Linked DNA regions of Homo sapiens: all the other regions are linked to region 5. Evidence: chromatin contacts called from ENCODE Hi-C or POLR2A ChIA-PET data. All regions are on one chromosome and are shown on one strand. The core of a region is the stretch at or near the end of the contact, and the rest is flanking DNA. Distances in the headings are between cores, read along the strand shown. Region 1 holds the start of BCAR3 (BCAR3 adaptor protein, NSP family member). Region 2 holds the start of BCAR3-AS1 (BCAR3 antisense RNA 1). Region 3 holds the start of GFI1 (growth factor independent 1 transcriptional repressor). Region 4 has its middle 27 kb from the start of BCAR3. Region 5 holds the start of MTF2 (metal response element binding transcription factor 2).

Evidence for each region. A loop is a pair of places that touch in the nucleus more often than their neighbours do. ChIA-PET counts read pairs that join two places held with the same protein, here RNA polymerase II (POLR2A). Pooled maps may share reads with other maps.
Region 1: a loop to region 5 is called in a pooled map, with 6 times the contacts of the local background. The contact joins the promoter of BCAR3 here to the promoter of MTF2 in region 5. A Hi-C loop is called at or near these places in 1 of 37 single-sample maps with no recorded cell type and 7 of 50 pooled maps. POLR2A ChIA-PET finds 5 or more read pairs at or near these places in 2 of 52 experiments (B cell and WTC11).
Region 2: a pooled map shows a loop between it and region 5 (26-fold over the local background). The contact joins the promoter of BCAR3-AS1 here to the promoter of MTF2 in region 5. A Hi-C loop is called at or near these places in 8 of 50 pooled maps. POLR2A ChIA-PET finds 5 or more read pairs at or near these places in 4 of 52 experiments (GM10248, HEK293, HEK293T and 1 more).
Region 3: a loop to region 5 is called in a pooled map, with 10 times the contacts of the local background. The contact joins the promoter of GFI1 here to the promoter of MTF2 in region 5. A Hi-C loop is called at or near these places in 2 of 37 single-sample maps with no recorded cell type and 8 of 50 pooled maps. POLR2A ChIA-PET finds 5 or more read pairs at or near these places in 2 of 52 experiments (OCI-LY7 and Panc1).
Region 4: a loop to region 5 is called in a pooled map, with 2.8 times the contacts of the local background. The contact joins the enhancer-like site here to the promoter of MTF2 in region 5. A Hi-C loop is called at or near these places in 3 of 37 single-sample maps with no recorded cell type and 9 of 50 pooled maps. POLR2A ChIA-PET finds 5 or more read pairs at or near these places in 1 of 52 experiments (K562).

Annotation. Positions count from the first base shown.
Region 1 is chr1:93,679,229-93,683,156 of GRCh38, forward strand. BCAR3 (BCAR3 adaptor protein, NSP family member) reads right to left here and starts at 2,609. Exons shown (of 12, transcript NM_003567.4): 1 at 2,370-2,609. RefSeq lists a silencer at 2,352-2,631.
Region 2 is chr1:93,589,575-93,593,334 of GRCh38, forward strand. BCAR3-AS1 (BCAR3 antisense RNA 1) reads left to right here and starts at 2,394. Exons shown (of 4, transcript NR_034091.1): 1 at 2,394-2,934. BCAR3 (BCAR3 adaptor protein, NSP family member) reads right to left here. Exons shown (of 12, transcript NM_003567.4): 4 at 2,691-2,819. RefSeq lists enhancers at 1-104, 2,590-3,090, 2,597-2,756.
Region 3 is chr1:92,484,292-92,488,651 of GRCh38, forward strand. GFI1 (growth factor independent 1 transcriptional repressor) reads right to left here and starts at 2,634. Exons shown (of 7, transcript NM_005263.5): 1 at 2,435-2,634. RefSeq lists enhancers at 17-617, 1,218-1,818, 1,741-1,890, 2,791-2,840 and silencers at 1,211-1,390, 1,591-1,640, 2,261-2,370, 2,461-2,670.
Region 4 is chr1:93,707,132-93,711,041 of GRCh38, forward strand. It overlaps a transcript of BCAR3 not described here. Among named protein-coding and RNA genes, the nearest start is that of BCAR3, 27 kb to the left of the region's middle. RefSeq lists an enhancer at 701-750 and a silencer at 891-1,020. Within about 2 kb of position 2,005, at least 11 of the 41 ENCODE cell types and tissues checked have a DNase peak (open chromatin) inside an H3K27ac peak, as active enhancers do.
Region 5 is chr1:93,076,438-93,080,566 of GRCh38, forward strand. MTF2 (metal response element binding transcription factor 2) reads left to right here and starts at 2,846. Exons shown (of 15, transcript NM_007358.4): 1 at 2,846-3,094. The coding sequence starts at 3,090. RefSeq lists enhancers at 2,409-2,658, 2,595-2,889.

The DNA of each region.
Region 1 (3,928 bases), core at 1,359-3,858, 600 kb after region 5:
AAATAGCAGGTCCCCTCTAAGCAGGACAGGGGCTGCTCTTATCTATCTTGTCAGATAAGAGTCACTGTATCTCTGTTATACTGAGGGTTCACAAAGGAAGTAACTCTGAGAGTTCACAAATGAAGACTGCAACTGGGAAGGATGGGGAGGGAAACGTTTTAACCTAGAACAATAGATGCAAAGACACCAAGCCAAGTAGGACATGGACACGGACACAGACACAGACACACGTACAGGCAAACCAAGTGAGCCTACATGCAGTCTTTAGAAAAAAGCCCAGGTGAGACTCTGGCCATCTGACTTCTCTCTACTGTGCAGGAAAACAAACACAATGTCCTGACTCAGTCTAATGCCAGATTTTGAAATATTATACAAAAGTCAAAGACTCTGCATCTTGATATGAAAATCTGAGACTCATGTGAACATCAGGAACAAGAGCGAGGCTGACAAACTTTACCACATGTGCTGCCTTCCTGGGCCTGGTCAGTCGCTGGGCTTTGAAATGTTTGTGAACTGAGGCCCAACTCACTTGCTTTACAATGATGTCTCAAAGAAACTGATGATCTTGCAAGCTGAGGCAGAGATAAGCAGCCCACTTGTTTGGATTTTACTCTTTTATTTCTGAAACGGGATATTTTCAAGTTTAACTCATAATGGTTATCTGATGTGAGCTTTAAGAACTTTTCATTATATTTTAAACTCTGGAAATGTAACCGTCTCGGCTGCCCCATGACAGAGAATTTACAACTTGGATCTGTAGTTTTATAACTTCTCTGGAGAGTCAGATGGAGAGAGGAGATGAAACAACCACACATATTCAATTGGCTTATCCACTTAAAATGAAGTTTTGCTTGGGTTTAGGAATTAAGAGTATCTCTTTATTTTTGAAGTAAACTTATGAAGTCTAGCCAAATGATTCAAGTATGAATAATTCCTCCATGGATTGTATTTCAAGCAACACAGTACAGGATTTACCCGATAAGGTTCTTAAGATTAGCATCCATTTGACAAGCAGTTCTGCCTATATGAACAGGAGATTTAGACCTTGGTTAGTCATCCTGGAAATGCCAGCCTTCTCAGCAGCACTTTAGAGAAAGTTGGAGTTGGAGTGGTGTGGGATCCCCTGGCTTGGCAAGGTCTTTACGTTATCCTCAATACCCCCTGGCACGCCCGCAGACAAGCGCTTTGCCTGTGGGCTTCCCATTGTTACCCGGGTAGCCCCTTCCCACTTGGACCTGTGTTGAGCTGGGCCCCACCCCCAGCACTGAGGCCTCTCCCAGCCTCCAGGATCTCAACTCAGTCCCAGGCAACACAAGGGAGGCTATCAGCTCCCAAAATGACCTTCCCTCGGCCAGCGTACTTTCCTTGGGGAGGTCTGTGTAGCCTTGGGAGATAAAGTCAAGGTTTAAAACAATCTGAATGCACGGCTCTACTTTCCATCTCAGCTAACAGCTTTAAGCGAAAACAGATATGAGGTTAGGAAAATGGTTTTTCTCCTTTGCACCTTGCTTCAAGCGAGTTAACCCCAACCATGACCCGACCCGCCGCCCCACGGAACACGCCGCCTTGCCAGATGCTTCGGAGTCCGCTCAACCTCCTCCTCGACGAGTGTCTACACCTGATTACACCGTTTTAAAGCGGCGGCGCCCTCAGCGGCCTAAGTGGGTAAGGACAGTTGGGCTGTACGATCTATCGGAACCTCCTTCCCACCGTCCCTCCCTTCCTTTGCCTTCCCTCGCCTCTCCCCACCGCGACGCAGAGGGAGCAACACAACCAACTATTCATTCTTTCTCAACAAAGGGAGAGAGGGAGGGAGATGTTGTCAACAGTTACAGGGCAGGCTCCTTCGCTTTCTTTGCAAACTTCCCAAGAGATTACCGGAGAAACTCGCCTCCTCGGAGCCTTGGGCTTCCACCAGAGCGCTCTGGGCCCTCGCATCTGCCCGACCCCGGCCGGCTTCTGCGAAGAGGGGACGGGCGGGACAGGGCGGGGTGGCCGGCAGAGCAGCTCCGACGGGCAGGGGGTCGGGCGAGGCCAGCGCCCGGGAAGATGCCGCTCGAGTGCCACCGAGCAAGATGCCTGGCCGCCAATCGCTGAGCGCTCCCCGCCGTGGGCCACGTCTCGGGGAGTCCCAGCGCGCTCGGAGGGCCTGGAGAGCGCAAGCCCCAGCCCCACTTCAGTCACCCCCGCCCCCAACGCCAAATCCGCTGGCGGGGGTGGGTAGGGACCAACAAACGCCGGCTCTACTTTCCCCAGAGCCTAACTTTGTCCAACAAACTTCCTAGCGTGTCCTCACCGGGGTGGGGGAGGCCCAGGCGCCCCGGGAGGAACAGCACCCCGAGGACGCTGGGCGCGCGGCGGAGACTCACCTCCCGGCGCGGCGCTGGGCGCTCGGGCTCTCAGGATCTCTGGACCTCCGGCTGGGGCTCAAAGGCGCCGCGCGGCCGGCCTCGCACCGCCCGCGCCGCGGCTGCTCCCGGAGCTGGGGACGCTCATGGTCCGCGGGGCGTGCCCGCCGAGAATCCCGCGCGCGTCTAGCCGGTGCGCCCCGCAGCTCCGGCTCCGGTCCCGGCCCCGTCCCCCGCCCGGCCAGCAGCAGGCGCAGCTCTGAGCCGGCGGCGCGCACTCCGGCCCTCAACTGGTGATTTGCGGCTCCGCGGCCCCACCCCGGCGAGCCGATTCGCGCTGCCTTGCGGAACCCCCCGAGACATTTACATTCGGTGACCTAGCCAGGCCCTCCTCTGCCCGGATTTTAGAGTTTGGCTCTCTTCGTATCTCCCCAAGGAGCCAGTCCTCAAGTATAGCTCGATCACTTCCTTTCTGAAGCTCTCTCCAGAGACAGCCTCGTCGAATCCACTCCTTCCCCTTCCCCGCGTTATTTAATTACCCAACAGATCTGCTTTGCTCGTCTGCAGACACCTGGCTGGCTTTCAATGTGAAGGGCTTTGATGAGACAAAGCCCCAGGTAACCACAAATGAACCATCCACGGGAACAGGCAAATCAATTGCACTCGTATGGACGTATTGAAAGCAAAGTGCGAGTTGGCGGTGGCACTTCAGCACTAGATGATTTGGTGGGGTGAAAAATTGGAGCCCACTGGAAAAGACTTAACACTATCTTATATCAAGATCCATTATAAAGTCATAGAAATAGTAGAAGGATAGACAAACTGACCAATGGAATAAAGTCCAAAAACAGATTTACAATATGTGGTCACTTGATTTATGTCAGGTGCTGCTGTGCTGTATTGGGGGTCAGATTAGCTCTCTCTTTCCAGTAAATGATGCTGGATCAACTGAATCCCCCCATCCCCAGTCAATTCCAGATGGAATTTTTCTTTTCGAGACAGAGTTTCGGTCTTGTTGCCCAAGCTGTTGTGCAACGGCATGATCTTGGCTCACTGCAACCTCCGCCTCCCGGGTTCAAGCAATTATCTTGCCTCAGCTTCCCAAGTAGCTGGGATTACAGGCGCACGCCACTATGCCCGGCTAATTTTTGTATTTTTAGTAGAGACGGGTTCACCATTTTGGTCAGGCTGGTCTCGAACTCCTGACCTCAGGTGATCCACCCACCTCGGCCTCCCAAAGTGCTGGGATTACAGGTGTGAGCCACCGCGCCCGGCCTCCAGATGGATTTTAAAGGTAAAAAGTAAACCAATAACACGATCCAAAGAAAATGTCCAAAAAAATCTTCATTACCTTGGGGTAGACAAAGACGATGTCTTAAACACATGTAGTACTAATATAAAGAAAAAAAACTCATCATTGGACAAGATTAAAATTAAGAGCTTCTGTTCATGAAAAGACACCACGAGTGAAAAGGCAAACCGCAGAGTGAGAAAACATAATTGCAACACATACATCCAAAAAAGGTTTGTTTACAGATATATAAAGAACACCTACGGATCAGCCAGAATAAGGCAGAAAA
Region 2 (3,760 bases), core at 1,144-3,643, 510 kb after region 5:
AGAGCCAATCATTCATTCAAGAACTATTCACTGACCACCTACTCGTGCCAAGCACCACTGCAGGCTCAGGGGATGCAGTGGTGACAGTGGCACACAAGAGCCCACCTTATGGAGCTCCTGTTTTTGGTGGGGAGCTTCTGTTTTAGTGAGGATAAATAACCAGTGGCTATGGTATGTCAGCTGTAAGGTCAGGGAAGAAGTAAACCAGGAAAGGAGGCAGGAAGTGCCGGGGAGGGGATGAGGGCTGTCCAGTAAAATAGGGTGGTTGGGGAGGTGTCACAAGAACATGACGTTTATACAGACCTGAATGATGTAATGAAACAGGAAATAAGAAATGAGAAAATGTGTGCCTGGCAGGCCTGATTTTCCCTCCCCAACAAGTGGAGTGAAGAGAAAGAAGGGTATTTGTTGGTGTCTAGAAGTCATCCTAGGGGCCCTCTCCTAAGATGCCCCTCTCCAGGCCTGGCCAGTGGGGAGGAGGAGTCCACATGCAGGACTGGGGTATAGATTCTGGACACACCAATTACTGGCTAGAAGGCCTAGAACAAAGTCAGGCTGGGGTCCCTCATCTTACAGTTACTATCAGGGTTATGTATTTGTATACATAACATATGTAAGCACTGGAACACAGTGGATGCTCAAAAATAGTTAACAAGCATGATGCTGCTGCTTACAGCAACTGGAGAATTTATAATGTGGTGCAGCCTGGCTGTTCCTGTAGCCTGACCACCTGGGTTTGCATCCTGGCTCAGCTGTATGACTCTGGACAAATTACATAATCTCCTTGTGGCTCACTTATATCATCTGAAAAACACAAATGATAATATTACCTATAGAATGGCTACAAAGATTTAAGGGGCTAAAATGTTAGCAATAACTCGTTATTACGGTTATGGTTATAGTGTTCAGTTATCCAGTTTGGAACGATTTATCACTGAAAATTAATACTCATGCAAGTAGTAAACGAATGTAATGACCATGATAAGGAGACGGACGGTGGTGATAGTATCGGTTTTATAATTCTGACAATTTTTCTGGAACATTCCAACATTTGATCAACAGTATACTTCTGTTAGGTCAAAATAGTAGGCTACCATGGTTACTTTAAAATTGCATCTTTGCCTTAAAAATGTTTTCACATAGAAATGCCACTTCTTAGAATTGAGCCTGTGAAAATAATTGTAGGTATGAACACAGCAATCTTAAAGGATATTGGTCAGAGTATTAGAAACACCCTATGTGTCCAGTAAATTGTAGTGCATGCATACCGTGGACAGACATACAATGTAGGCTGGTGCAGAAGAATATTCTACAGTGGGTGAAAATTCCCAGGACATAGTAAGTGAGTAGAATGGGCTACCAAAAAAGTATATGTAGTACAATCTCATACTTGATTTCAAAAAGCCCGGGAGGATGTATGTACACAAAAGTATTCATCGTGGTTATCCCCAGGAGAATTATGAGGAGAATTATGGATAAGAGTTTAATTTCCTTCTTTTTGCTATCTATGTTTTCTACAATCAATTTTAAACTTAAAAAAACAAAGTCAGAATAATAATTATTTATTTGATTGTGCCAAGAAATCTACTACATTAAAAAAAAAAAAAAAAAAAAAAAAGCCTGGGCACAGTGACTCATGCCTGTAATCCCAGCACTTTGGGAGGCTGAGGTGGGTGGATCACTTGAGGGCAGGAGTTCGAGACCAGCCTGGCCAACATGGTGAAACCCCGTCTCTACTAAAAATATAAAAGTTAGCAGGGCATGGTGGTGGACACCTGTAATCCCAGCTACCAGAGAGGCTGAGGCAGGAGAATCGCTTGAACCCAGGAGGTAGAGGTTGCAGTGAGCTGAGATTGTGCTATTGCACTCCAGCCTGGGTGATAGAGTAAGACTCTGTCTCAAAAAAAAGAAAAAAAACTTACGACATGATGCCCTTCCCCCCAGCCCCTGTCCACACACTTCCTGTCATGTTGTCCTTGGTTAATGATTGGCCAGATCAGGTTTACAATAAAAACCCAAGGGAAATTCTATGCCTCAATTCTGCAGACTTACTCTATTTTTCAATTTTTACAGTATTAAATGAAAAAACATTATTTATGGCAATCACCCAAATGACGATCACAAAGTATATTCTGGGCCATGAGTCTGTGGTCATGGGTTTAATTCCCCTTTTTTCCCACCTCTGGGTCACAGGATCCAGTAGGGAAGTGATGGAGAGTGTGAATAACTGCCAGCTCAATGGGGCAGAGGCAGCCTTGTTGATCTGGGCCACCTGCCCTCTCTCCTCCCGAAGCTAAGCCACTGCCTTGAGAAGGAGGGGCTGCAAATGGTCTGAGGCTGCTGGCAGCTGGCCAAGAGTTCAATTACCTGGGCCACAGCCCGCCCTCCTAGTTCTTCCGGTTACTGACTCTGTGGCTGCTGCCTCCCACAACGCTGTGCTTGCAGACCCCAGGAGCGCTGGCTGTCCCTTCACTTCCTGAACATGTGGATGTGTGCTTTGGGTTCTTGACCTCAGCTCTTCCCAAGGTCTTCTTAGAGAAGGGTCTAAATGAAGTCATTTTTAGAGTATTTGTTTTTGGTTACACAGGTGCTTCCGCCCATGTGGCCTCGGAGTGGGACCCTGCGGGTCATCAATCTGTACATTGCCTGAGAGCAGCCGTGTATGCTCTGGAAGGGACAAGACCAGGTACCTGTCGGGGGATGCGGCCGTGGTACCAGGCATGGCTGCGCAGGTCCTCGCTGCTCAGGAGCAGCTCCTCCTCCAGCTCCTTCTTCAGTTTCTCGGGGGTCCTGTCCATGATGTGCCTCTCCTTGGAGAACTGCAACACAGAGTCAACCATGAGCTCACCCTGCCCAGGCCACACCAGGCCATGCCAGCTGGAGGTGACCGCCTGCTTCACTAATCCAACCAGTTATGCTACAGCCTGCATTCAGGTAGGGGAGCCTGGATAATGATTACAAAGAGCTGTGACCTTTCGTTTCTCCGGCCGCAACCATGTAATAAAATTTTCACCTGCACATGGGGACTATGGTAGGAGAGTCCACCAAGAGGTTCCTTTTACCAGTCTACTCAAGCAGCTGGGCAGGAAGGGCCAGAGAGATGTACAGACAGCAAGACACAGCAGCCCAGCCTGCTCTCTTCCCAGCGGAGAGCTTCCTCATTCTCCTTCAGGACTGTCCTGACATAGCGTGGGGAGGGCAGCTGTTCCCTTCTGGCCTTAGATCCTGGGCCTCTGGGCAGTGAGGCCCAAAGCACAGTCCTTGGGCTGGTAGCGATGGCCCTAACTTCTTTGCTGTTGGTAAACTCATGTTCAGGAATTGAGTCAGTCTTTAGAAACTTTTAGGGCAAATGGACAGAGCAATTTTATGTCTCTTGAATCTAATAACAGAAGTCTGTCTTTATTTCACATTTCTAATATTTCATTTTTATGACAGATAGGAAAGTGAAACAAATTTAAAAAGACAACCCTGGTCCTTCACCTCAGATGTTTGAGAATCAGTGGTCTGCGGCGTTGCACAGTGGCCATGGCAGTGAGTGCTGGGTGGACAGCGGTGGCTCCAGGTTTAATTTAGAACCATGCCTGCTTACAACATGTGAACTGAACCTGGAAACCTGCCCAGTTCCCAGCAAGACCAGGCATGCTGACCAGGAACCGCTTGCTGAAAGTCCCATGAACAGAAAAAGGCTGTGTCCCTGTGGTTCTCCCAAGTTTCCCAGCTTGTCCTTCAAACCCCCATGGGAGCCACAAAATTATTACTT
Region 3 (4,360 bases), core at 1,384-3,883, 590 kb before region 5:
CGCCCCTCACTAGTGCCCCACGTAGGAGAAACTTTGCCCTTGGACTCCCGGCTGCGGCGGGCACCGGTCGAGGCTGCGGCGAGCCATCCCAGACCATGGAGACCTAACCTCGGGAATCAGGTCCCGGGAAAAAAGCACTTTCCGTTCTGCTCACCAAAAAATCTTGTCCTAGGGAGGTGGAGCCCGATCCACGAACGTTGACTGGGAAATGCTAGGTGTCCCGAGTCGGTAGTGCACCGACAATTTAGCAGACAAAAAAGACAGGACGCCAGAGCGCGCAGGCTGCATTAGCAGAGAGCGGGGGTCGGGCCCGGGCCCGGGAGGGAACTAGCTGCCCGGGGCGTCGCTCTCATTAACCCCCAATCAGTTCACCTAATACCAGGTCGAAATCTGAGCGCAGCGGGAGGGCGTGGCTGCGCCTGCCGCTAGGCTCCAGCCGGCTCCGGGGGCGGTACCCCACAGTCGAGGTGGTCTGGAGTAAACGAATCTGCCTTCCTCCCGGGGTGAAGGCGATGGTGACCGGGTTCACACGTGAGCTGCAGTACAGCAGTTCTCCGTGGCCTCGGCTGGTTCAGAAACGAGGGTGCTGGGAACTCTGGGCCGGGGCAGGACCTGCAGTCCTCCGGCTTCGCGCTGTTTCCACTGCCGGACTAGGAGCCCCTCGGCTTCCTAGGCAAGATGCAGGCCACACAGTCTACGTCTGTCCGTTGGCGCTCTCAGCTCAAACGAGTCCTACAGGCCTTGGTCCCTGTAGGGTGCAGGCCCCCTGCTCCAGATCCCCAGCCCCATTGTGTCCCCTTCTCCGGAGGAATGGGAATAGACCTGGGAGAAAAGACGCCTGGGACGTGTCGCGGGGCTCCCGCGAAGTTTCCCGCTACCCAAGCGCCAGAATGCCCCTAGGGGTGAGAGTGCCATCCGCCTCCCTCCGGGGTGGCTCCTAGGGCTAGAGCTTTGTCGCTTCCTGCACTTCTCGTCCGTACAATTAGACGCCACAAACCCCAAACCCAATTCTTTAAACAGCCACGAAACTCGGAAGAAAAGAAAAACGGAGTGGCGTTGTCCCGAGGGTCCCGCTGCAGCTTGGACCCACGTTGGCTGGGAGCGGGACAGATGGGGGCGGGGTAACTGTCAGCGCCGGAGCTGGGTCTGGGCTGGCGCCACCAGAGACCAGGCGGACGCGGAGGCCGCCTCCCCACCCGGGCTGTAAGCCCACGCCTCTCTCGCACCCCGGCCCGCTTTGCTGGTTCCTGTGGGGAGCGACAGAGTTTGGAGGAGATAGGGGCCCCGGGGCCTGGGCCGAGCGCGTGGGAAGGCAACCCCGCGCTGCAGCTGGCGCGGGAGGTGGGGCGGCCCCTCCGCGCGCTCAGGCCTCTCCTCACCGTCCGGGCCCAGGAAGGAGGGAGCCGAGGGCGCTAAGGGGGCGTCCTCCCGAGCGCAGCTGCCGCCGCCTCCCCACCAGATGTTTCCTTCCCTGGTGGATTTGGCTCCCCTGCCGAACCACCAGACCGCCTGCTGCGCGCCCCCAGCTCCAGATTTCCAGTCACACTGCGCGGGTCGCGCCCTAACCCAGCTGCCGGAGCTCTCTGGGCTCCCGCACGGCGGTCCGCAGCAGGTGGGAAACCGCCCGCGCCCTCTGATCGCCCCCGCAGTGCCAGTGCTCTGCGAGTCCCCGCGGCCGCCCCCACCAGGGCAGGAGGCGCAGAACAGGCTCGGCGGACCTACCTGCGGAGTCACGGCGCGGGCACCGCGCTAGGAGAGTTTTCAAACGGAATCTTGCTTTCGGGAGAGACCGCTCTATCTCTCTGACTTAAAAAAAAAAAAAATTCTCCTTCCGAGCTCAGCCCCCAAAACCACAAGCTTCACTTCCTGAGCGTTACTGAGTCGCTCGCATAGCCCTCCCAGACCTGCTCCCAACCCCCGTCGGGCGGCCGGGCGCGCTCCTTTGCGCAAGTGGCCAGGCGGTGGGGGGCCTGGCCTTTCCAGCCCGTCCCGCGCGCCCCTTAGTAGTCCTCCCAGTTCTCTCCCTGTGGGTCGGCAGGGGATGGGGGAAATTGGAGGTCCGGACACTTAGGCACTAGAAATGACTTGAAAGAAAATGAACTATTCTTGGCTCCAGGGAGACTTCCGCAGCGAGAGAAGCCACAGATTGAGGACACAGATTGACTGGCGAGAGAGGGGTGGGGGGCGCCCCGCTCCGAGGACCCTCCCCGCCCCTCAGGCCTCGGTCACCCGCCCCCCCCACCCCCGACCCCGCCGCCTCCTAGGGCTGCACCACCCCCGGGTCGGGACCGTGAATCACCGGCCCGCGGTGCCGCCGGCCTGGAGCCCGGCGAGTGGCCACGGCGTCCGCAGAGCGAAACCTGCCCCGCAGGCCCCGAAATAGCTTGTTGTGGAAACACTTGGGGATAAATACGCCCAACGAGGCTGAAAATACCTTGACACCCAATCCGAGAGGTTTGCTCATTTCCCTTCGGATTTAGGTAATGGTTAAATTTGGAAGAGGTGGGCGAGCGCCGAGCCCCCGGCGGAGAGGGCCCTGGCGGCGCGTCCCGCGGGCGCCCGGCGGGACCGGTGGGCGCACCCTCCCTGCGCGGAGCTCGCCGGCTCTCGACCGGGTCCGCTCAGCCTTCGACTAATTTCCGGTGGTCGGAGCTGCAAAATTAAAGGCCGCGCGGGGGCAGCGCCGGCGGCTGCTAGGCTGACTCCGCCCTGCCGGGGCAAGCCAGGGAGAGCGGGACCTCGCACGCGGGCTCTGCCACCGCCTGAGGTCATACCCAGGCACTGGGTGTTGGCGGGAGCAGTAAAGCGCCATAAAAGCACCACTTGGATGACTATTGCAAAGTAAGCCTTCTTCGCTCGGATTCTATGTTTCATGAGGGTAGGCACTGGATCTTCATCTTTATGTCCTAGGCGGGCTCTTAACAAAAGGCTGTGGACTGAGTAAATGAATGAGTGGGGTTAATTAACTAATTAATTATATTAATAGAACAGGGGGAAAAAACTTAAAACCTAACTCATAGATACATGAACAAATGCAGCAACCTCCAACGCTAGACTGTATGCCATGACCCATAGTGTGTGGCCTGCTGTGTATACTCAAAGCCTACACCCTTTGCTCATTGGAGTGGATGGATGTTGTAGTCATGTTACTTTTCAAAATGAATTGACTTGGATTTTGATCACAACTTCGTGCACAATAGGCCTCCAATGTCAGACATGCACAAGGAGAAGAGAGTGGTGCTCCCCAGTTCTTGCAAAATAACTACCATGTTCTAGGTTAATCTTAAATTGTTATGGGGGGGGAAGCCCTTAAAGCTCTTTTTCTAGAAACAGTTTTTAAATTATTCTTATTTTGCACTGTAAATTTAAAATTTTGCAGGGAATATTTGGTTAGTATAGCAGTGCTTCGAGCATGTATTAATAAATTATACGTTTTGTTAAGCAATGACCTGTGCCCCTATTGTATGCCAGGCGCTGGGCAAATCTTGTCTGCCTAGCTGTCCTCCTTCATTTGCTCAACACATCCCTTCTTTATATATAAATGCAGAGGCAAGCAATTTTGGTCAGAAAGGAAAATTAAGGACATTTTGTTAATATTTTATTTCTTGTGTGCTTTGTCCTGGCCTAAGGTATAAAAATCTCACAGTAGTGCAAAAACAAATCTTTCCCTTATTCCCTTCTCTCCTACTCGATAGCAGAAAAAAACAAATTTTTAGAATAAAATTATAAATGGGACAAAATAAAATTTCTTATCAACCAAGTTCTAGAGAAATGGTTGGACTATTTCCTTTGCATATTAGCAAGTTCAAAGTCAAAATTTCTCGAAAAGGTGCTGTGACTATTTTATAGTTTAGTTGAGTGTTGCTGTTTGAAGTCTCAGAAAACTTGAGGGAGCCCATGAAGGGGGCAGATAAGCACCTTGAGCAGTGAGCAGTATCACCTTAGAATAAATCCCTTTCATTCAGATTTAGTCTAGTCATTTTGCTTTTCATTTGCCCTTCACAGACTCTTGGGATTTCTGAGTTTGAAAAAGAAAACTGAGAACTGGAACAGGGACACGCAGAAAGGAGCAGGTGGGAGGGAGATGGCACTGAATTTCCCTTTATGTCTTTTACATGTTGAACCATGTGTATGTAGTACTAACTCAAATAAATAAATACACATTTAAAAAGTATTTAACAAGTATTCAACACGTTTAAAAAGTATTTAACAATACTTTTTAACAACACAACACTCCCGGGTGTATAGTGTTGAAGTGTGACTCCCACACTTGGGGAAGAATAGGAGAAAGGTAAGAAGAGGGGAACCCAGAGAGGTTAAGAACCTTGCCAAGGACAGTGAAGAGCTAGGACTAGAAATA
Region 4 (3,910 bases), core at 755-3,254, 630 kb after region 5:
GCCATTACACTACAGCCTAGGTGACAACAGCAAGACTCCATCTCAAAAAAACAAAAAAAGTATACAGTTTAAAACAAACTGTATAATATTATTGCTGAAAACAGAAAATAAATCTATATGCATTTAAAAAAATACTAAAAGTATATACACCAAAGAGTGTTTCTCTGTTTTCCAAAATTTCTGTATTTTGAAGTACAGTAATTAAATAAAACAGTGAAAACTATTCAGAAAGGGATCAAATGCAGTAGATATGCAAAATCCGCATTAAATAATTATGCTTTAAAATAATAATAATAGGCCGGGCATGGTGGCTCATGCCTGTAATCCCAGCACTTTGGGAGGCCAAGGTGGGCAGATCACTTGAGGTCAGGAGTTCAAGACCAGCCTGGCCAACATGGTGAAACCTCATCTCTAAAAATACAAAAATTAGCCAGGTGTGGTGGCGCGTGCCTGTAATCCCAGCTACTCAGGAGGCTGAGGCAGGAGAATCGCTTGAACCCAGGAGGCAGAGGTTGCAGTGAGCTGAGATCGCACCACTGCACTCCAGTCTGGGTGATAGAGTGAGACTCAGTCTCAATAAATAAATAAATAATAATAATAGCTCTGACGGTCCCCAAGCCTGGATCATTCAGGATGTTTTCTAGGCTGAAGCTGGACATTAGATCAAAAAGAAAACAACGTAATATTAAATGCTTGTATGGATATGGTGTACTATCTTTCTTCTGGAAATAATCAAAAGCTAACTACACCAACACAGCCAGACTTCAATCTAACCTAAACAACAGATGACCCACATACACAAAATAAACAACGAGGTAAATAGCAGTGTGTAAAAGCAATGGATCTGACAGGTTTTGCAAGGTGGTAAGCCGAGGGGGCGGCTCAAAAGTTGCCAGCATAGACAGGAGGGGAGGGGTGCGGGAGGGTTCCTCTAGCCATTGAGTCAGAGGTTTCAAGAAGGAAATGGAACTTCGCAGACTGCTACAATAAAGGAAGGAGATAACCATATCCTTCTACTGCTCACTTATATAGAACCTGAATAGAGAAAAGAGTAAGTTGAGAACTTCTGAACCATGACCTTCAGTAATGGGCCAACTGCTCTACTCTGACACCAGGCCACTTCTCATCCTGCTTCAGGGTCTCACAGAACAATTAAACCCCTAAGCACCTTGCCTCCGGCCTCTGGCAGATGGGACTGATGTTAAGCTAAACCCACAGGAGGTAGGATGAGTCCAAAAACCATCTTAACTTTGTTTCCAAGGGGCCTTTTTTGGTTTTGCCTGTTTTTCTCTCTTTCTCCCTCATCATCTCACATAGCTAATCCAACCAACAGTGTGGACACTTTACAAATTGTCATAATCTTTTCTGTCCCCATATTTTTGTCCATAAGTTCTCTCCCCAGTGTCCCATTACTCTCAGAAAAGGAGAAGATCTTTGGGAGAAAATAAACATATTAGTAGCAAATTCTAGAACTGTACTGGCTGAATAAAACTTTGGGCTCACAGAAACCGGTTTCAGTTCACTCTTCAATCTTTTCAAATGTCACCACCATAGAGTCCCCTATATAACTTACCCTATTCACCACCACATCATATCTACAAAAAAAGACCATCTCAATAATCCCCCAAACACCTGAATTGGCTGGAGTTGCTTCTTTCTTTCCAAAGAACAATGGGGTCCTTGGGGCTCCTTTGCCCCGCCAGGGCTGTGCCAAGGACACAGGCAGGAGGAGGTTGGCAGGCTGTTTTATTTTTTAGCAAGCACTGGCAGTACTTAGAGCATTCAGATGATTTCTGTTGATGCTCGTGGGGATCAGCTTCTAAGCTTCGGGCTTGCAAAAACAGGGCTCACAACTTTCATATCAGGAGAGTCGATTGCACATGTGAAGAGGCCAATTAAAAAAAAATCACAAGGAGAAGTGCTGCGATAAGCTAAGTAGGCTTTGTTCTGTTTGGAAAAGGGAGGGCCTGGGAGCCCCGATGAAGTCAGAGCTTTTCCCCTCCCAAGGGCATCTGTTTCCAGGCTGCAAAAGAGAAGAACGAGGGGGAGTCCACAGGCTGCAGGGCAGCAGAGCAGCGTGCTCATGACTGCTCAGGCACATCTGATAACAGCAGGCCTTCCTGGAGGTGGGCACATTCTCCTCCTCTGACCCTGAGTTGGAGAGGTGACACTGATTTACAGCTGCATCTCTTCTTCTTCCTGTCCCTCCAAGCCAGCCTGCGGTCTGTTCAAAGCACACTCAAGGGAAAGAGAGACCAATGAATCTGCCCAATTGGGAAGTGGTTTTGAGCAAGCACTGATGTTCTGACAACACACTCTGTCTTCAGATTGGTCCCTTGCCCTTCAGTGAAGTGGGTCTTGATCTGTACAGGTGTTGGCCAGGGGCTCCAGGACACAGAGCCTTCTCTCTTAGTGTGGGTGACCCTGTATAAGGATGTCTTACTGGCATTAGATTAGGATTGACATTAGTGAATGCTCAGCAGGCAGTCCCCCTTGATTGTCCTTGGAACAGCAAGAAGGAGGGAGGGGAATATCTCCTAGACTAGAGATGGGAAGAGAAAAAGGAAGGCTGTTTAATGGAAAACTGTTGTAGTTTTTAAAAATTGTATTTACAATCTATAGGATTGTAGATTGGGAAAAAAGTCTTTATCTGATCAACTCAACCGTCCTATATTAGGACTAGGGCTTTGCTGCTATAACATAATCATGGTGGAATGTATCTCCTTGATGGATCATCATGTAATTTTTTCATATCTCTATCTTAAATATATATTTTTAAAAGAAAAATAGAAATTATCTTTCTATAATCAATTCATGAAATGAATGGGCCTGTTCGATGCTGTGTTTATTTTGCTTTTCTGCAAAGTTGTTTTGGGGAACATTCCATATCTTTAGATTCTTTGTCACTTAGAGAAAAAAGATTAGGCCAGTTGGACGAAATCCATGAGAGAATGAAATATGAGTTCAAGTGTCCTAGTCTCTGTAAAACAGTATAAACTCACTCCCGGTGGATAGGGGGTGGGAAGCTGGGAAGCTGGGAACCAAGAAAGGCTGATCAAGAAGTGGGCTCCCTCCCTGGACCTGTACCCCTTGTTTCTGGCTTTGCCCCTGCTGGAGGGACCAGTCCTGACCAGTCAGGGAAGCACAGCTCTCTGCTGGGCCTGGCTGCCTGGCATGGCTGGAGCTGGAGAAGCCTTACCCATACCATGCTGGATGTTTGCTACGTCTCCCTTTGCCTCTTCCCTTGGAGACCTTGAAGGGCACCTTTGAGTAGGGAAAACTAAAAACCCAAAGTTACTAATTTGGAGGATTGGCAGGGAGAGACTTTATCCTAGCCAGGATATCTGGGTTTCCTTGAAGCCCCTAATGCTGGTCCCTCAATAATTTGATTTCTTGTTGCTCCTAATGCAAACTTGTTAGGAAGACCCCCAGGCCACACCCAGCAGGTCTCGACCCCACCAACCTTTCGGCCTCATTTGCTCTCTGAACTCCTGTCGCATTGGTCTTCTTTCGGTTTCTTCTGGTCCTGTATTCCCTCCTACCTGAGGACCTTTGATCATGCCATTCCCTCTGTCTGGAACACTCCATCCCCTCCCCCTGCTTTATCTAGCTAACGCTTTTTGTCAGTTATCTTTTCTGGCATAACAAATTACCCCCAAACCTAGTAGCTTAAAACAAACATTTGTTATCTCACATATTCTTTGGATCATGAGTCTGGGAGCAGCTTAGCTCGATGGTTCTGGTTCAGGGTTTCTCAAGAGGTTACATTCAGGCTGTCAGCCTGGGCTTTGGTCATCTGGAGCTATAGGATCTCCTGCCACGCTCACTCATTGTGGACCTCAGTGCCTCTCAGGCTATGGGTGGAGATCTCAGTTCCTTACCATATGACCCCTCCATGGGCTGACTGGGT
Region 5 (4,129 bases), core at 1,596-4,095:
ATTCTAGTCACTGCTTATTGTAGACATTTAGGAACTGAAAGCGACAGACATTCTATCTCAACCCAAGCTTCCATGATTACCATAGCATGGGGGAGGGAGATGTGTCTCTGCTTCTTAAAGATTCTCCTGAGAAGTGATACATGTCACCCATTTTATTGGTCAAAGCAATTAACTTCAGGGGTGCAAGAAAGTGCAAATTTTTTTTTCTTTTTTCTTCGAGACAGAGTCTCCCTCTGTCGCCTAGGCTGGAGTGCAGCGGTGCAATCTTGGCTCACTGCAATCTCGGCCTCCTGGGTTCAAGTGATTCTCTGCCTCAGCCTCCCAAATAGCTGGGATTACAGGCATGCACCACCACGCCCGGCTAATTTTTGTATTTTTAGTAGAGACAGAGTTTTGCCATGTTGGCCACGCTAGTCTGGAATTCCTGGCCTAAAGTGATCTGCCCCCCTCAGCCTCCCAAAGTGCTGGGATTACAGGCGTGGCCACCGCGCCCGGCCAGAGTGCAATTTTACTATGTGTCTGGAAGAGAGGGGAACCAGAATACTTATGAACCACCCTAAGGATGATCACAGAAATACATACAACAATAAAGGGTACAGTTTACTCTGATCAGAGTTCACTCTATATTTCCGAGGAACCACAACTACAGCAGGTTTTTTTTTTTTTTTTTTTTTTTTTTGAGGCAGTCTCACTGTGGCTCAAGTAAGCCTACCACCTCAGCCTCCTGAATAGCTGGGACTACAGGCAGGGGCCCAGCTAATTTTTAAATTTTTTGTAGAGACAGGGTCTCACTATGTGGCTCAGACTGCATACTGGTCTGGAACTCCCCAGCTCAAGTGATCCTTCTACCTTGGCCTTTCAAAGTACTGGGATTACAGGAGTGAGTTGCTGGTGGCTGGCTGACAGGTATTCTTTATACTTGACTGTGACTCCCTGAGTGTCCTTAAATCTCTGAACACTTGGTTTGCTTACACCTTTGTACTCACACGTTTGCACAGAAAAATAACACTTTTTTTTGATAGAGGCATAATTTACTTCTCTAATGTATAAGGGATTAGAATACTTTTGTGTAGCCAAAGAGCCTAAATTATTAGAGTTTCTGAGGTGGAAATGAATGCGTCTGAAGTATTGAATCACTGAAGATTTTGAAGTTGAGGCTTGGTGACCACTTTACAGAAATGTTGAGGAAAACTTAGACCAAACGTTCTCCAAAACAGATGTTCTCTGATTAGGCTTAGCTGCACAGCAAATATATCTGTTTGTGCAATATCTTTATTAATTTTTGTACTGCATCTACTTTTTAATATTTTATTTATTTATTTACCTTAATGCCACGTTCCTGAATGGGAATGCATCTACTTTTTTTTTTTTTTTTTTGAGATGGAGTTTTTGCTCTTGTTGCCTAGGCTGGAGTGCAATGGCACGATCTTGGCTCACCACAACCTCTGCCTCCTGGGTTCAAGCGATTCTCCTGTCTCAGCCTCCCGAGTAGCTGGGATTACAGGCATGTGCCACCACACCTGGCTAATTTTTGTATTTTTAGTAGAGACGGGGTTTCTCCAAGTTGATCAGGTTGGTCTCGAATTCCCGACCTCAGGTGATCTGCCTGTCTCGGCCTCCCAAAGTGCTGGAATTACAGGTGTGAGCCACCGCGCCCGGCTGCATCTGCTTTTTTTAAGTCAAAATTTTCCTCAGCCAACGTATGAAGGTCACTTAAGACGAATTTATGAGAGACGATGATGAGAATTGAAATAAAGTGAAACCTGAAAGGTAGTAGGTAAGTAGATACAGTGAGGGTACAGTAAGAAGACAGACTTAAAAGATTAGGACTATTATTCAGGAGAAGCAGAGGAGTGGAAGGGTATGACCACAATATTTAAAGTATTGAATGGTATTGGATAAAACGAATATGCTTATTTGCCAAATTCTGAGATCACAGGCTGAGGGAACCCCTTTTGAAGTATGAGCCAAATGAGCTTAGACCACAAAAGGTACTTTTTCAGAGACAGAAAAAATATGGTGTTCACTATCCCTGTGGCATAATATGGGACAAAAATATAAAATGGCTTTAAAAATATTTTGACGAAATTATAAATAAAGATTCCACACGTGGCTACTAAGAGGAGCTGGGTTGTATCTAGGTGTAAGTTAAAGAGACAAGCATACAATCTCACAGCTTGTCAGTTGGGACCCCTGTAGGCAGCAGAATCTGGGCAGGCTAAGGGTCTGCACTAATAAACAATTCTGTTTTCTTAAACCATTTTGCAGGGGACTATTCTCAGATTTCATTACAACTAGGAAGGACTGCAAAGCGGGTAAACAGAAAACAACCTTTCATCGTTAGGAAAAAAATCGTCTGAAAGTCTTTCATAAAAGCAGCTCCTGATAAGGAGTTTGGGACTGGACAGTGAATCGCTGAATAAAATTTAATCTCGACATCCTGGGTCTTCTCCCCTCTGAAGGAAATTCTAACAGCAGGCCTTAGGATGAAAGTAGAGGAAACGTGCTTCAGTTAAGGTTTTCTCCAGGGAAAAGAAATCGGCCCAGCAAGATGCACAGAGCACCGTTACGACCACGCACACCGAAGGTCGCACACGACCCTTTTCCTGTATAACAGTGCCAGCCTGCCGACGATCAGGAGCGCAGCTTTCACTATTGTGTTAGCCCCGGCGGCGGAAGGACTGAGCCTCACTGCAACGTTAAAGAGTCCTTCTTTGTTCAGCCCCAGTCGGGGACGCAGGGCGCGGTGTTCCTCCGCGCTCGCCGCGCAGTCCCTGCCCCCCCGCGGCTTTGGAGAGCTGCCATTCGGCACCGGAGTCGCTCCGCGCTCCCAGAATGCACCGGCAGTCCGCGGGAAACCAAAATGGCGAGGGGCTGTATTGAAGTGGGCTGTGTTTGAGGCCGGTGTAAGAACGCTCATTCTACCCCCAACCCTTGTCTCCAAGGACCTCGGTTTGTGCGTGCATATGTGCCGGGTACCCGGTGGGGCGGGTGCCCAGTAAGTGCTCGGACTCGCAGGGGAAGCGCCCACGGGGACGGATTGGTTGTTTTTTCCTGTATGAAGCGGTTGGCACCACTGAAGTGACCGAATGAGGTGAGAGACCTTGGCCTGGGAACCGACTCTTCCGGAGGAGATGGGGGTTGGGGGAAGGAGGAAGAAAGGAAGCAAGTATAAAAGGGAAAGATGGAGGACCAAGGTGGGGGTGGGGGCTCCTGTATGTGGGTGCCTTTGCATTTATGTGTATATTGAAAAGAATGGATGAAGAGGAGTAGTCAGTTGAGTGTTGGGAGAAAATAGGGACTAAAGGAGCGAGGAGGTCGTTGGGGGAGTCTGTTGGAGGAACAAGATGAAACGTTGAGACGGGGAAGCTGTGTTTGGAGGGCAGGAAGGAACCTGGGGGCGGGAGACGGTTGGAGGGGCAGGATGAACCTGGTGACGAGGGGGTGGGGAGCCGAGAGGAGGAGCCGTTGGGAAATGGGGGCTGAGGGAAATGTGGGGAGCAGAGTGGAGGGCTGCCTGGGACCTTAGCAGTGCGCAAAGGGAAGTAGCAGCTTGGAATCGGAGGGTGGAATTGTATGGAATTGGAGTAAAGGGGGTCGAGTGTAAGTGCTGGTAAGGATAAGGGGAACACACTGAAGTGGAGGTTGGAAGCACAACCTGAAAGCTTAAAGGGAAGCGGTGGGAGGGAAAGTGAGATGGGGGAAAGCTAGGTAGCTTATATTTGGAGCTCACCAAAAATATGAGGCTTTTCTTGTGTTTAATTAAACCTAACTCATATAATCTACGTCTAGGATGTAGATTTGTATTGTATTCATTTTTACAACTGAGGTAATTACGGCTCAAGGAATTTTAACCAATTTGCCAAGATTTCTTAACATATTTCGGTAGTGCCAGAACTCTAACTCTGTGTTTTACAATCTGGTGTCCTTGGTTGCTAGAATTTTTCTTTGGAAGCAATTAGAGGGAACAGATGGATTTATCGGGGTAATCTGACTAACAGCAAGGGTTTGTGAACAATGGGAAAAGGCTTATGGAATGTTACTCTATTCTTTAAAACATTTAACTTTGGTTAAAGATAGAAACCATGTAACACTAACTTAAATGTGAAAACCTAGCTAGGCCTGTGTG